2 separate regions of the Homo sapiens genome follow, and region 2 is linked to region 1. A link is a contact called in ENCODE Hi-C or POLR2A ChIA-PET data. All regions are on one chromosome and are shown on one strand. Each heading gives the region's core, a stretch centred on a gene start or an enhancer-like site at or near the end of the contact. The rest is flanking DNA. Distances are from core to core; before and after follow the strand shown. Region 1 has its middle 23 kb from the start of MALINC1. Region 2 overlaps CYSTM1 (cysteine rich transmembrane module containing 1).

Evidence for each region. Hi-C counts contacts between places; a loop is a spot of excess contacts on that map. ChIA-PET counts read pairs that join two places held with the same protein, here RNA polymerase II (POLR2A). Pooled maps may share reads with other maps.
Region 2: a map of PC-9 shows a loop between it and region 1 (2.6-fold over the local background). The contact joins two enhancer-like sites. A Hi-C loop is called at or near these places in 4 of 168 maps with a recorded cell type or tissue (HCT116, MCF 10A, PC-9 and 1 more), 3 of 37 single-sample maps with no recorded cell type and 5 of 50 pooled maps. POLR2A ChIA-PET finds 5 or more read pairs at or near these places in 1 of 52 experiments (activated naive CD4-positive, alpha-beta T cell).

What each region holds. Positions count from the first base shown.
Region 1 is chr5:140,081,820-140,088,134 of GRCh38, reverse strand. No RefSeq gene overlaps it. Among named protein-coding and RNA genes, the nearest start is that of MALINC1, 23 kb to the left of the region's middle. Within about 2 kb of position 3,479, at least 5 of the 41 ENCODE cell types and tissues checked have a DNase peak (open chromatin) inside an H3K27ac peak, as active enhancers do.
Region 2 is chr5:140,217,343-140,223,657 of GRCh38, reverse strand. All of the region lies in intron 2 of CYSTM1 (cysteine rich transmembrane module containing 1), which reads right to left. Among named protein-coding and RNA genes, the nearest start is that of CYSTM1, 45 kb to the right of the region's middle. Within about 2 kb of position 3,151, at least 15 of the 41 ENCODE cell types and tissues checked have a DNase peak (open chromatin) inside an H3K27ac peak, as active enhancers do.

The sequences.
Region 1 (6,315 bases), core at 2,230-4,729:
AAAATATGAATTTCACATCCAGTGGCTTTAGATGCACCATTCATATGGCATTATATTTTCTGTTACATTTAATTGGCTGTTAAAATAGGCAGCATTATCACTACCATATTCATTGAAAACCTATATTATCTTGAAAATATTATGAAGATAAACCATACTCTAGGAAGTTCAATTGCTCCCAGGCTGGGCGTGGTGGCTCACACCTGTAATCACAACACTTTGGGAGGCCAAAGCGGGCAGAACACCTGAGGTCAGGAGTCTGATACTAGCCTGGCCAACATGGTGAAACCCTGTCTCTAGTAAAAATACAAAATTAGCCAGGCATGGTGGTGGGCACCACCGCAGCTACTCAGTCCCAGCTACTTGGGAGGCTGAGGCAGGAGAATCACTTGTACTTGGGAGGCAGAGGTTGCAGTGAACTGAGATCGTGCCATTGCACTCCAGCCTGGGTGACAAGAGTGAAACTCCCTCTCAAACAAAAAAAAGAAGAAGAAGTTCAATTGCTCAAAGCCTAATAATTTCTCTATCAAAGTTGGGCTAAGTAAAAGATAGGATCGAACATTTGAGAAGCACTAAGATCTAGCTACAATAGAATGACATGGAGGGCAAGTATTCTAGTTCCAGAGCCCAGCCAAGTTTGGGACTTAATCTTATTTCTACTCTTGTTATGCTATCCCGTCAAAACAAATTACTCTTGGTGGTAATTTCCTCCCTTGATAACAAAAAGTATGATATTCACCAAATAACTTTTATTATACCTTATATCTGCTTTAAAACTTTGCTTTATTGTTAACTTTTAAGCAAGTGGCATCTCATAAGATAAAGCCCTAATTTCTAACCTTGCCACATGGAATCCTTAATAACTGACCCAAGTCATTTAGGATTCTTTTGTTGCATGTGACAGAAAATCTAACTTACAATAGCTTAAGTACCAATGGAAACTTATTGACTAACATGATGGAAAAATCTAGGGGTAATTTGTCTTAGTTATGCCTTGAGCTAGGGGCTGGATAGTGTCACTGGGACTTATTCCCTCTCTTCTTCTCACAGTCTGTCTTCTGCATATTTTCTTTCACATACATTAGTGCTCTCTCTTTTTTTTTAAACAGAGGTGGGGTCTCGCTAAGTTGCCCAGACTGGTCTTGAACTCCTGGCCTCAAGCAATTCTCCCATCTCAGCCTCCCAAAGTGCCGGGATTACAGGCATGAGCCGTCACACCTGGTCCAATTAGTGCTTACTCTTGCACTCACTTTGTGTGTGTGTGTGTGTGTATAATATATGTATACATATCAACTAGTAAATTCATATAAATATGTAGTATATTAATTACTTCAATTATTATATGTTAGTTACTGCAAGTTAATACTCATTATAAAAGGAACCACATGGCCATTGTAAATATTTAAAGTGTTACAGAAGTACTTTATAAAGTACAAGTCCCCTGTTCCCCTAATACTTTTTCAATCCCACTCTAAACAGGCAACTATTAATATTGATACTGCTATTGTTCCACAAAACTTTGATCACAAACAAATGTCATACACACATGAATATATATTTAGTTTTACCTAAGTTGAATCATACTATTTGTTCTGATGTACATTATGTATTTAATAATATATCTTCAAAATTTTTTCTGTATTATCAAATACAAATCTATATTATTATTTTTAATAGTGTTAGAGTTTTACATGGTATAAGTTTCCCATAATATATTTAGTTCATCTCCTACTAATGGACATTTAAATAACTTCCAAGACTTTTTCCTTTTTTGACTATTAGAACAATGATTAAGCAACCTCTCTGTTCATATATCTCTGCATGCTTGTCATAATATTTCTCTAGATGCATATAACATTTTAAAGGAAGAGATGATGAGGCTCAGTAACATGCTCAGGGGCTTGATTTTTGTCAATTCAATCAAGAGTTGAATTGGGCATCAGTTTATATGAATCAAATTTATAAAACTCTTCATCAAAAACCAGGATGCCACTTCATTAAATTACAGTAGCAGGTATAAGCTTATTTGAAAATGGAAATCCACTGTTCAGTGCACTGCTTTCTTGGTTACCAATTAACCAGTAACCAGAAAGTTATCTAATAACCAGGTATTTTTAAATAAGGAGGTTAAATGCACTGAAAGGACTTTTTTCAAGGTGTGAAGGATTGAGTCATCCTTCTTTTTTCTTTTTCTTTTGAGACAGAGTCTCTGTCACCCAGGCTGGAGTGCAGTGGCGTGATCTAGGCTCACTGCAACCTCCACCTCCTGGGCTCAAGTGATTCTCCTGCCTAAGCCTCCCGAGTAGCTGAGATTACAGGTGCCCGGCACCGCACCCAGCTAATTTTTGTATTTTTAGTAGAGACGGGGTTTCACTATGTTGGCCAGGCTGGTCTTGAACTCCTGACCTCAGGTGATCTGCCCACCTCGGCCTCCCAAAGTTCTGGGATTACAGGCGTTAGCCACCATACCCGGCTGAGTCATCTTTCACTGTATTATCTCCCTGTCACACAGACTGCAATGTTCATACCCTCTGGTCAGGTACCATTTTGCTTGAACAGGACTGGAAACATACTGACATAGTCTTACCTATCAGTTCTATTTTTAAAAAACAACTCTATAATGAACTTGCCCTTGTTATTTACAATATCAGTTTTTGTCATATTGAGCTCCATCTCCTTTTGAGACTAGTAGTCCACTGTCCACTGGCTGGTTTCTTTAGAGGAAATTCTGTGCAGCATTCATACCAGCCTACTCTTTTCTTTTCCTTAATTCTTTCAGCTCCCAAAGGGGCTCAGGGGGCATGAGGAGCAATACTCCTTTTTTTTCATACTTTTTAATCTGTTCCTCAGCCACTTTGTCTCAAATGGAGGAATCAGTCATCAGGAACCCTTAGGCTTTCCACACTTTAAGTGGCAACCTGGAGGAGGAAAAGAGGACAGCTTCAGCTTTTAAGGGCTCTTGGCTCAAATTTCTACAAGAATGGTAAGGAAAGGGGTGGCTGTTTCAGTCATGAGTGATTATGTTCTCCAAGGCTAAACCTATAAATATTAAATGCCAATTTCATGGTGGTAAATGCCACCAAATTGGATTGCTTTTAAAACTACACATAACCCTGGCAAATATAATTTCGGTTCTTTTCTCACACTGCAGTATCCTTTTACTTACTCTATACTTTGACAGAGAAAGAATGGAACTAGCTTCATTTTGATTCATGAATGTTGTTTTTATTCTAAATGCCCCATGTGAGGGGAATGCAAATGGACACAAGATATATGCAAATTCACTTGCATATCCAGAGAAGGCAAATGAGGCTTAGTTCTTAGTTAGGTTCCTTGATCAGCCTCCCTGGGTGAGAAGGCTAAGGAAAGAGGTGTCTGTAACTGAATTGCAGAGAACGTCATGTTTGAGAACGGAGAGGAGAGATGTTGGCTGCCATACAGCTCCCAGCATTCCAGAACCTGCATATAAAAGTGAGTGCAGCTGCCAAGGCAAGTGAAGGAGCTCAATGAAAGCACGGCCTTCACTGGCATGAGGGCGCCCAGGGCACAGAATGCAATACAGCAGGATAAAATGGAATCTCCAACTTTCCTGCTTTAGGTCTTGACCCCAAGTCTCTGCATAAATCTTTAAATCGCCGATTGTCTTCCTACCTCCCCGCTCTCTCTTTTACAATCCAGGCCAGGACTAGGGTGACATGAGCGAAGCCCAAAATTTAAGGGGAGTGAAAAACTCCCCCTAATTTCTACTATCAGTAACTTTTAAATTTCTACTATCAGTAGTTGAGATAAATAATGTTTTGGTGCCTTAATTTTAAAACAATCAAAATTAGGCTGGGCTTGGTGGCTCATACCTGTAATCCAGGCACTTTGGGAAGCTGAGGCAGGAGGATGACTTGAGGTCAGGAATTTGAGAGCAGCCTGGGCAACACAGTGAGACTCCCATCTCTACAAAAAAAAGAACAAAATAAAATTAGCCAGGCATGGTGGCCCATGCCTGAGGTCCCATCTACTTGGGAGGCTGAGGTAGGAGGATCTCCTGAGCCCAGGAATTTGAGGCTGCAGTGAACTATGATCTTGCCATTGCACTCCAGCCTGGGCAACAGAGTGAGACCCTGTCTCAAAACAAAAAACAAAAACAAGCAAACAAACAAAATATCAAAATTAGTGAAAAAATCCATGATGAACAAAATATCAACATTTTAAATAAAGACAGAATTCTATCCTGCACTTGTAAGAGCCTCTCTCCAGTTGCCTCTCCTTAACCCTGATCCTGGTTCCAATAAAACTTTATTGGTAAAGCAGGTATCTAGCTGTAGTTTGCCTATCTGATTTTATAAGCTGTTGCATTAAAATATTATTTATCTTGATTACTGAGTATTTTGGAGCCCTCTTCAATTTAATGCCCCAAGTGAGTGCTCACTTGCCTCCCTCTAGTCCTGGCCTTGTTTCGACCCCTCCTTTTTTTCTTTTTTAACCTTATGATGATTCTGTTTATGAACAAGCACTTGAACTTGGCTTAATATAACGAGGGAATATGTAGGACATACGGTTTTTGCAGAGAGGTTTTTCTCATTTTCCACCTTTCTTTGCCTTCTTCCTCTGAAACCAGTTCCCTGGCAGATCCTCCTTAATTGTCTTTTTCTGCCCTCTTGTTGCCTCACTTCTCTTTTTCCAAGCAGTGTCTTCTAAACTTCTTGGTCCCAGCTATTTGAGTTCAGAACCCGACAGCTTTATCTGTCATTTCAAAAAGCCCTATCAACTGCTGTACCAATTGTAGACAATGAGGAGGAAAGAGAACTTTGCTCTGCTTGTGACACAGGTTCTGTTGCCTGGATAAGGTTCATGCACAGGGTAGGCTAAGATGGCCTGCTTAAAAGAATGGACTTTGTGGATATGCCATGACAAAGATGTGTCAAAATACCCCTGAAGTACTTATTCCTGTGCTGCATTTGATAATAGAGGATTTATTAATATTCTTTACTTTGGGGTACCTTAGCATGTATGATGATTTATTAATATTCTTTACTTCGGGGTACCTTAGCATTTATGAGGATTTATTAATATTCTTTACTTTGGGGCACCTTAGCATTTATGTTCTGTTCTAGATTTGTATTACAGCAGAGTAACGTCATAAGTACTATTTTAAAATTATTTACATTCAACTATATATACTCAGTGAGAAAGAGGGAGGAAAGGAGAGGAGGGAGAATTTAAATTTTGAAGATAAATCTTCATCCATCCCCCTAAATGAGGATATATCCTAGAGTGAGCATAAGAAGGGAGATGTGAATCTGTTGTTTCCTTACAAATCTGAGTCTACAGAACTGCACTTTATGAGCAATTTAAGGAATTTTGGGGATAATTAGCCTATATTTAGTTTTTTTCCTTTCATGTTGATTTAGGAAACAACCCTCTGTTAGATACTACTCCACTGTATAGTAATGTATGATTGTTGCTATTGTGTTTTAAGAGTGTTTTTCAATTGTTTAGTGGATTTGAATTATCTTCACCCAACTAAATTGATCTTGTGTGAAGGAAAATGTGAGGTCATAGCGATCGTACAATGTTATACTTAACCTTGTCTTCTCAGGGCTTGCAGAGGGCACCAGTTAAGACCATGGGCTTCAGGAGTAGACCGCCTGGGTTCAAATTCTAACTCGGCCACTTATTAGTTGAGTGACCCTGGACAAATTACTTACTGAGCCCCAGTTTTTCTCATCTGTAAAATGGGGATAATAATAACACCGACCTTATAGGATTATTGGGAAGATTAAGTGAAATAATACATGTGATGTACTTAGCCAGTGCCTCATGTTTAGTAAGTATTCAATAAATATTAGCTGTTATTATATTAGGTCTGGGGTTGCCTGCTGCATGGCAAATCTGCAGTTTGAGAACTTGCCACTACAAATAGTGATCCTGGGCTATGATGGTAAGGTCCAAACAGTCAGGCTTCTTTCTAACAGATATCTAGTAGCATGTAATTCCAGTTTGTTATGAGTTTTTTCCATAATAATGGTTTGGTAAATTTGCAGATTTGAACACAAAGAAGATGTGACACACTTAGACCATAATGTTAAGAAATAGACTTAAGTAAAGTTTGGGTCAATTTTTAATTTCTACTACAGTTATCAACTGCTTTTTAGTTCCTGGTTGTATTTCCAGGTGTTAATAGGAAATAATCTTCTTTCCGCCCTTAACCAAATTGCTTTGCTTGTTTAAAACACAGCTTTGGCAATGGTGCTGAAAGATTTTAGCAGCTTGGCAAAAAAAAAAAGATCATACAAGCAGTTTGCTCATTCTCTTATCTGGTTG
Region 2 (6,315 bases), core at 1,902-4,401, 140 kb before region 1:
AGATCTCTGTTCTTCTGGGAAGGATCTGATCTACTGTCTGGCAAACTCCCGCCTTTGTCCTCCAGCATCCGGAAAATAAGGTAACCATCAGGGTAATGAAATGGTAGCCGCAGTACTAAGCATGTACTGATCCTTTTTGTCAGCTCATCCCAGCTCAGACCCAGCTGACATTCCCTCCTCTTCCTGGTTTTGCCCATGACTTGGGCTGTCCCCTTCACCTTTCCAAACCTCAGTATCAACATCTGTAAAAAGCAGGGTTGACAGTGGTGTCTACAGTAAGGTCCCAAAGATGAAAATGCCTTGACAACAAAATATTGTTTGATCCTTCCCACTCCCTGCCCCAGGGGCCATGTGCCAGAGCAGGAGAAGGCACCATCAGCCCTGAGAAGAGCAGAAGAGAAAAGTAGCAGAGGATGTCCTCCTCCTCCTCCTTCTCCTTTGCAACATCTCACTGGATCCTACCCAGAACCTGGGATCTCTAGGTGGTTCCTCCAAGAGATCTTCCTGACCTACCCCATTAAGGGTCTTTCTGACTCTGAATTCCTGCCAGCACACTGTAATTGCAATCATTCAAAAACAGCCTTAGAAATATCAAGCAGTCCTTAAGAATACAGCACTGAGGCAGAGATGGGCTCAAGGTGAGTATCTAGATGAAAAAGGCAGACTACAGGCCAGGATATGTACAGTGTCCAGAAGAACAGAGTTTTGGGGGTAAGAATAGGAGACTTTTATTCTGTATGCCCGTGATGTTTTCCTTTTTACTTCTGCTATTAGAATAGAACAAAGAAAATAGGACTGTCTCAGAAGTGGCTGGCTTATTGTCAGTGTTCCCATATTCCCTAACTAGACTCTAAGTTCCTAAAGTGCAGGGTACAGGCTTTCTCCACATGCTGCCCCTACAGGGCCTGAGACACAGGGAGGGAAGGCTGGCTGGGAACTATGAGCAGCACCAACATCCTTCTAGGCAGGGGCAGATGGCTACAGTGGGCAGTCCCTGCCTCACTCACAAGAGCCACATGGCCCACAGTCTAGGTCCTTACCACGTCATGAGTTCAAAGTCTACCAGTACACTGGAACTGATCTCAGTATTTTTAGTTATGCAGTAGTTTGAGTTGGCTCATTTGTGAATCTAGAGAATTGCTAGGAAGAAATTAACACAGAGAATAATCACATGCCCATTAAGACAAGAGTTTCACAACCAGCCATCTCTACTTCCTAAGTGGCCTGGCAAATACAGATGGACACTGGCTCAAGGAAGCCAATTATCACCCAAGTGTGTCCTTAGCTGGTATGGGGAAAAACCGGTCCTGTGCCAAGGCATTTCAGAAATATACTTTCCTAGGAAGTTACACATATGTAATTCCAATAATTCTAAATGTTGTATAAGAATTGGATGAAACAAAAGCAGATTACAAAAACTGGAAGACATGGGGGATAATACCATGCTTGCACAAAGCTGCCATGAGGGGAAGACAAGTGGCTTCAACAGTCTTAGTCATCAGCAGGCTCATGGTTTCAAGTCCTAAGAGCCAGGTCTGGGGACAAGGCCAAAAGCCCAGCTCAACTAGGGTCAGGAAAGAGAAGGGTCAAAGTCATTAAGAGCCCACGCCACTAGAGCAAGCTGGCGGTAGTAAGGCGCACTGCCTAGTCCAGTGCCCACCAATAAGTGACAAGGGTGCCTCCACAATCATAAGGAAGTGGCCAGCTGAAATGTGGTCAATGAAAGGGGATATATCGGGGATATATCAAACTGGAATTATAAAATGTTGTGAAAGCCTATCAAATATCAAAATGAAGTCTGATATTATGAGTGTCCAGTGATAGTTATGCTGGAGTCTAAAATTAGATGGTGAGTAAAGCTGACTTTTGCTCAGCAGAGAACGGTGATTCATCAGAAACTGATCTTCAAAGACATCCTGCTCCTTGTGCTTTAAACCCTTACCCAAATGAATTGAAAGTAGGGACTTGAACAGATATTTGTACACCCATGTTTGCAGCAGCAGTATTTAGAAACATAGTCAAAAGGTGGAAGCAACCCAAGTGTCAATGGATAAACGAAATGTGGTATAAATATGCAATGAATATTATTCAGTCTAAAAAAGGAAGGAAATCCTGACACACGCTACAGCATGGATGAATCTTGAGGACATTGTGCTAAGTGAAATAAGCCAGTCCAGAAGGACAAATACTATATGATTCCACTTATATGAGGTACTCAGTGTAGTCAAATTCATAGACATGGAAAGTAGAATGGTGGTTGCTAGGGGCTGGAGGTAGGAGAAAATGGTGAGTTGTTGTTCAACAGGGACACAGTTTCAGTTTGGGAAGATGAAAAGAGTTTTGGAGATGAGTGGTGGTGACGGTTTCACAACAATGTGAATGTACTTAATGCCAATGAATTGTACATTAAAAATGGTTAAAATGGCAAATTTTATGAGAATTTTATCACATACATAAAAACCTGCATTATTTTTTTCTTTTCTCAAGAGACAGGGTCTTGCTGTGTCACCCAGTCTGGAGTGCAGTGGTGCAATCATAGCTCACGGTAACCTCGAACTCCTAGACTGAAGTGATCCTTCTGCTTCAGCCTCCTAAATAGCTAAGAAACTTGCATTCTTTAATCCTCTGTTTATACATGAGAATTCCAGGACACTTCAACACTTGGGGAAAAAGACACCAGAGCTGAGCTTCACAGCAGGCAAAACTCTGTACGTTGGTGGCTCAGGATGTTCTGTCCCAGCAGCAGCTTCAGTTCTCTTTGGTTTGGTAGCATGAATCAATCCTGCAGGCCCCTGGAGCCAGCCTGGACTCCAGCCAGCCAGAGACACCTCATGGTCACAAAACAGTAAGTCCACTCTGCCTGCCTGTGTGCCCACCTGCCCTCCTGCTTGAAGACTCTTCTAGACTGCTCCAACTATATCTCACATCCAGCAAATGTGCTGAAGGAGAAAGAAGCTGCTGTTGCTGACACTTAGCTCAGTCTCCTTCCCACCTCACATGCTCACTTTGCATTTTCCTGACACAGCCAACCCTGCAGAGGAGTCCAGAAACAAGAGACATCATCCCTGACTCAGGCAGCTCACAGACCACTTGAAAAGAAGACAAAGACCCATCTCAGGAAGCTCACAGCCACATGCCAAACTGGGCAAGACCAATTATAAACACAATTGGAACAAAATCATGACAGATCCTTTCAATGAGTTAAGGTGAGAGGAATGTTAATCTTATTACCGCCCTCTCCTCATTTCTCTCTTCTTGCACTGCTAGAAGAAAATTCAATAAACGATGGCTAGTGAGTGGCTCACCAAGAAATGGGCATCATCTTAGATGGGCCCTGGCTGCCACAGCCAGCCCTAATAGCCCTGGCTTCTGACTGATAGGGCCACCATGGCCTGACAGTCCCTTGCCCTCAGGATGGAACCGTGGTTAGGGTGATTAATGCATGAACTGTTATTTCATACCCTGCTGAGCAGCAAGAATGATGCTTGAAACCAGGGAAGCATAGAAATAAAGCAAGGAGAGAAAAGGTAAGAGTGAAACAGAGATAGGAAATGACTTAGAAACCAAAAACCCCCAATGTCAGTGGCCCTTGAATATAAGACAACTACTGCCATGATTTTAGAAGGCTAAACAGAAATCAGGGAAATGATTTCCTCCTGGTTTTCAGGCACTGGGTTACAGAAAAAAAAAAGAGAGAAGTTACTTTGAGTGGAGCTGGCTCTTTGGAACTTGCCCAAATGGGCAGAGATCACCAAGGAGGTAGCTGTTGGGTTTTTCCAATTAGTGTCCAGGCACAGGCAGGCACAGACTACTCTGTTATCGTCAATGTTAGCCTGATTCACATTGAGTGCTGGCCCAGGAGTCTCATTCAAATAGTACTTGCTGCATTTTCTAAGAAGGTAAACACTGCCATATCATTTTTAATGAACATAAAACGTGTTTTATCTTAGGTATACAGACCATAACTGGCTTCAAAAGGTACCAGATTCCTGTGTTACTGATTAACAGCTCCAGGAGATATATTTATGCAAAGCACCGCAGGTTGTTTTCTTTTTCTACTGCCAGGCTTAATTTTATGACAGTAAAAACAGTAGTGTTTTCTCCTGAACGCACCTCAGTTTAGAGGCTGGTACACAGTGAGTTCCAAGGTCAGGGATGGGACAGGATGACCATTCTCAATGAATGTGGTGAGAAGGTGATTCGGGGGCAACCCTCACTTGTAAGGACTGTCTCCCACCCCTCCCCTCTACTACCTGCAGCACACTGCCCACGATTTCAGAGAAACAAAGGCCATTCCTTGTAGATTTGCAAAGAACTGTGCAGGGTGCCTGGGCTATGCCAAATTATCCACCGCAATTCCTGCTGTTTCGTAACACTGTTTTGTAACACAAGCTGACATCCACCTAGAATCAAGGGCAAATGGTCCTGAAAATCCCCACTTTACCCACTGAGATGTGATTATTTGGCAAATGTGAGGCTAGAGACTTCACCAGCAGAGAAAAGGAGACAGAAGTGGTGGCCTGGCTTGTACGACTGTAACTAGGACTCTGGCCCTGGAAGACAGGGCCAGAGTTTAGGGAAACAACTCCCTTCCATGGTGAACTCTATCAGGCTTGGCCAGCTTGTCACTGAAGCCAGATTTAAAAAGTCTCCACAATCATGACCAGCCTCTTGCCATGAAAACTGTAAGGTGGAAAACTAAGTAAGGTTGGCCTTGTAGATGGAGCAGGTATGTAGGGACCCTCCAAAAATATGCTGGGAGGGCCAGAGGGCATCTGATTTCACCCCATCCGGTAGAGTTCAGCTGCCAAAGCGGTGATTTTATTTACAGCACTACCAATTTGGAGAACTAAGAGATAGAGCAGAAGGACTCTCAGCAAACTCCAAAAGCCCCGTATATAGCACACTTGACTTAGGGTACCACCCTCCTGGATAGTATGTTTGCAATGCTGCTGTCATCATCTGTCCATATCACAGCACAAGCAGACCAAATCCCTTGGGCCTGGCAGCCCACCAAGGAACATAGGGCAAAAGCAAAGAAAGGCAGTGCTACAGTTGGGACACCCTAGGGTCCAACCTCAGTGCCACTTTGAGGGTGTGACAGCCTCTTCCAGCTTTAGTTTCCTTACCTGTAAAATAGGGATGAGATTAGTACCTATTCCCTTATTGGGTTCTTCAAGAACTTGATGAGTTAATCCACATAGGCCAGTGCCTAGTATACAGCGGGTATTCTGTATACTCTAGCTGCTACTATTGCTCCCAAGACAGAGACCTGAAGGACAGAAGGCAGGGCTTCCCAATCGCTAAGACACCTGGAAGCAACATGGGCATTGCATAGAACTGGTACACCCTACAGACAGTTGCATTTTACACAATGAACTGGAGTCTTTTTGAAAAATGAACAAGAGACATGGAAATGGGAAAAAAAAGAGATGTCTGTTTATCTAAGGTACTGCCTTAGTCCAACTCCCTGTGGATGCTAGGCTCTAAAGTGATAATCCAGGAGGGCCAGGGGTACTGCCTCCTAATGATATTCACAACCACAGCCATCCTTATTACCACACCGACCATATCGGCTAGCTGGAGCGGGCTATCACCAAGAACCTTTCTACCAACTCTCACAGTCACCACTTTTCTCCCATGATTGAACAGGGAAATGGAAATGGTCCTATTTAGCAATTCCTTTTGACCTCCAAGATAAACTCTGGGGACCCTCAGCTCCTAATTTTATCTGGATGAAAATGTTGAGGACTGCAATGCCACTTATCACTGTATGCTCACAGCCTACCACAGGGCACTCAGTAGGCCTGGCACACTAAATGAATGAGTGGATGGACAAATAACCTGTCTTGTACTCCTTACCTCAGTTGGAAAAGCCTGTCTTATTAAGAAACTGCAGATATGGGCTTAGCTGGTGACACTCTGAAGCAACTGCAAAGCACTGATAAGGAAAAATATGAGACCCAACTGCTCTCAAGTTCTTAAGAAAGGGAGTCACTCCACTTCTGTCAGGTCAACCCCTTCAGAAGAGATCTTGGCGTACTCTGAATTTTCTAGAAAGGGGCTGAGGGTAGTCCTTGATATCAGGGCCATCACTTTATTCCAAAGGGAATAATCTGCCTGGAGAAGATCTTGGAAGAGAATCAAGCAAGCAGAGGGAGCTTAGGGTCCTGAGTCCAGCTAGGCCAGGGAGAGTGGGCCTAGTAGCCACAGGATACACCTTTTTCACAGAGGCTTCAAATCTGCAGCCCCAGGACATCTTGCCCACAGCCCTGGGGAGTTCATGGTTACCCACTAGCTGCCTGAGGTACTTGG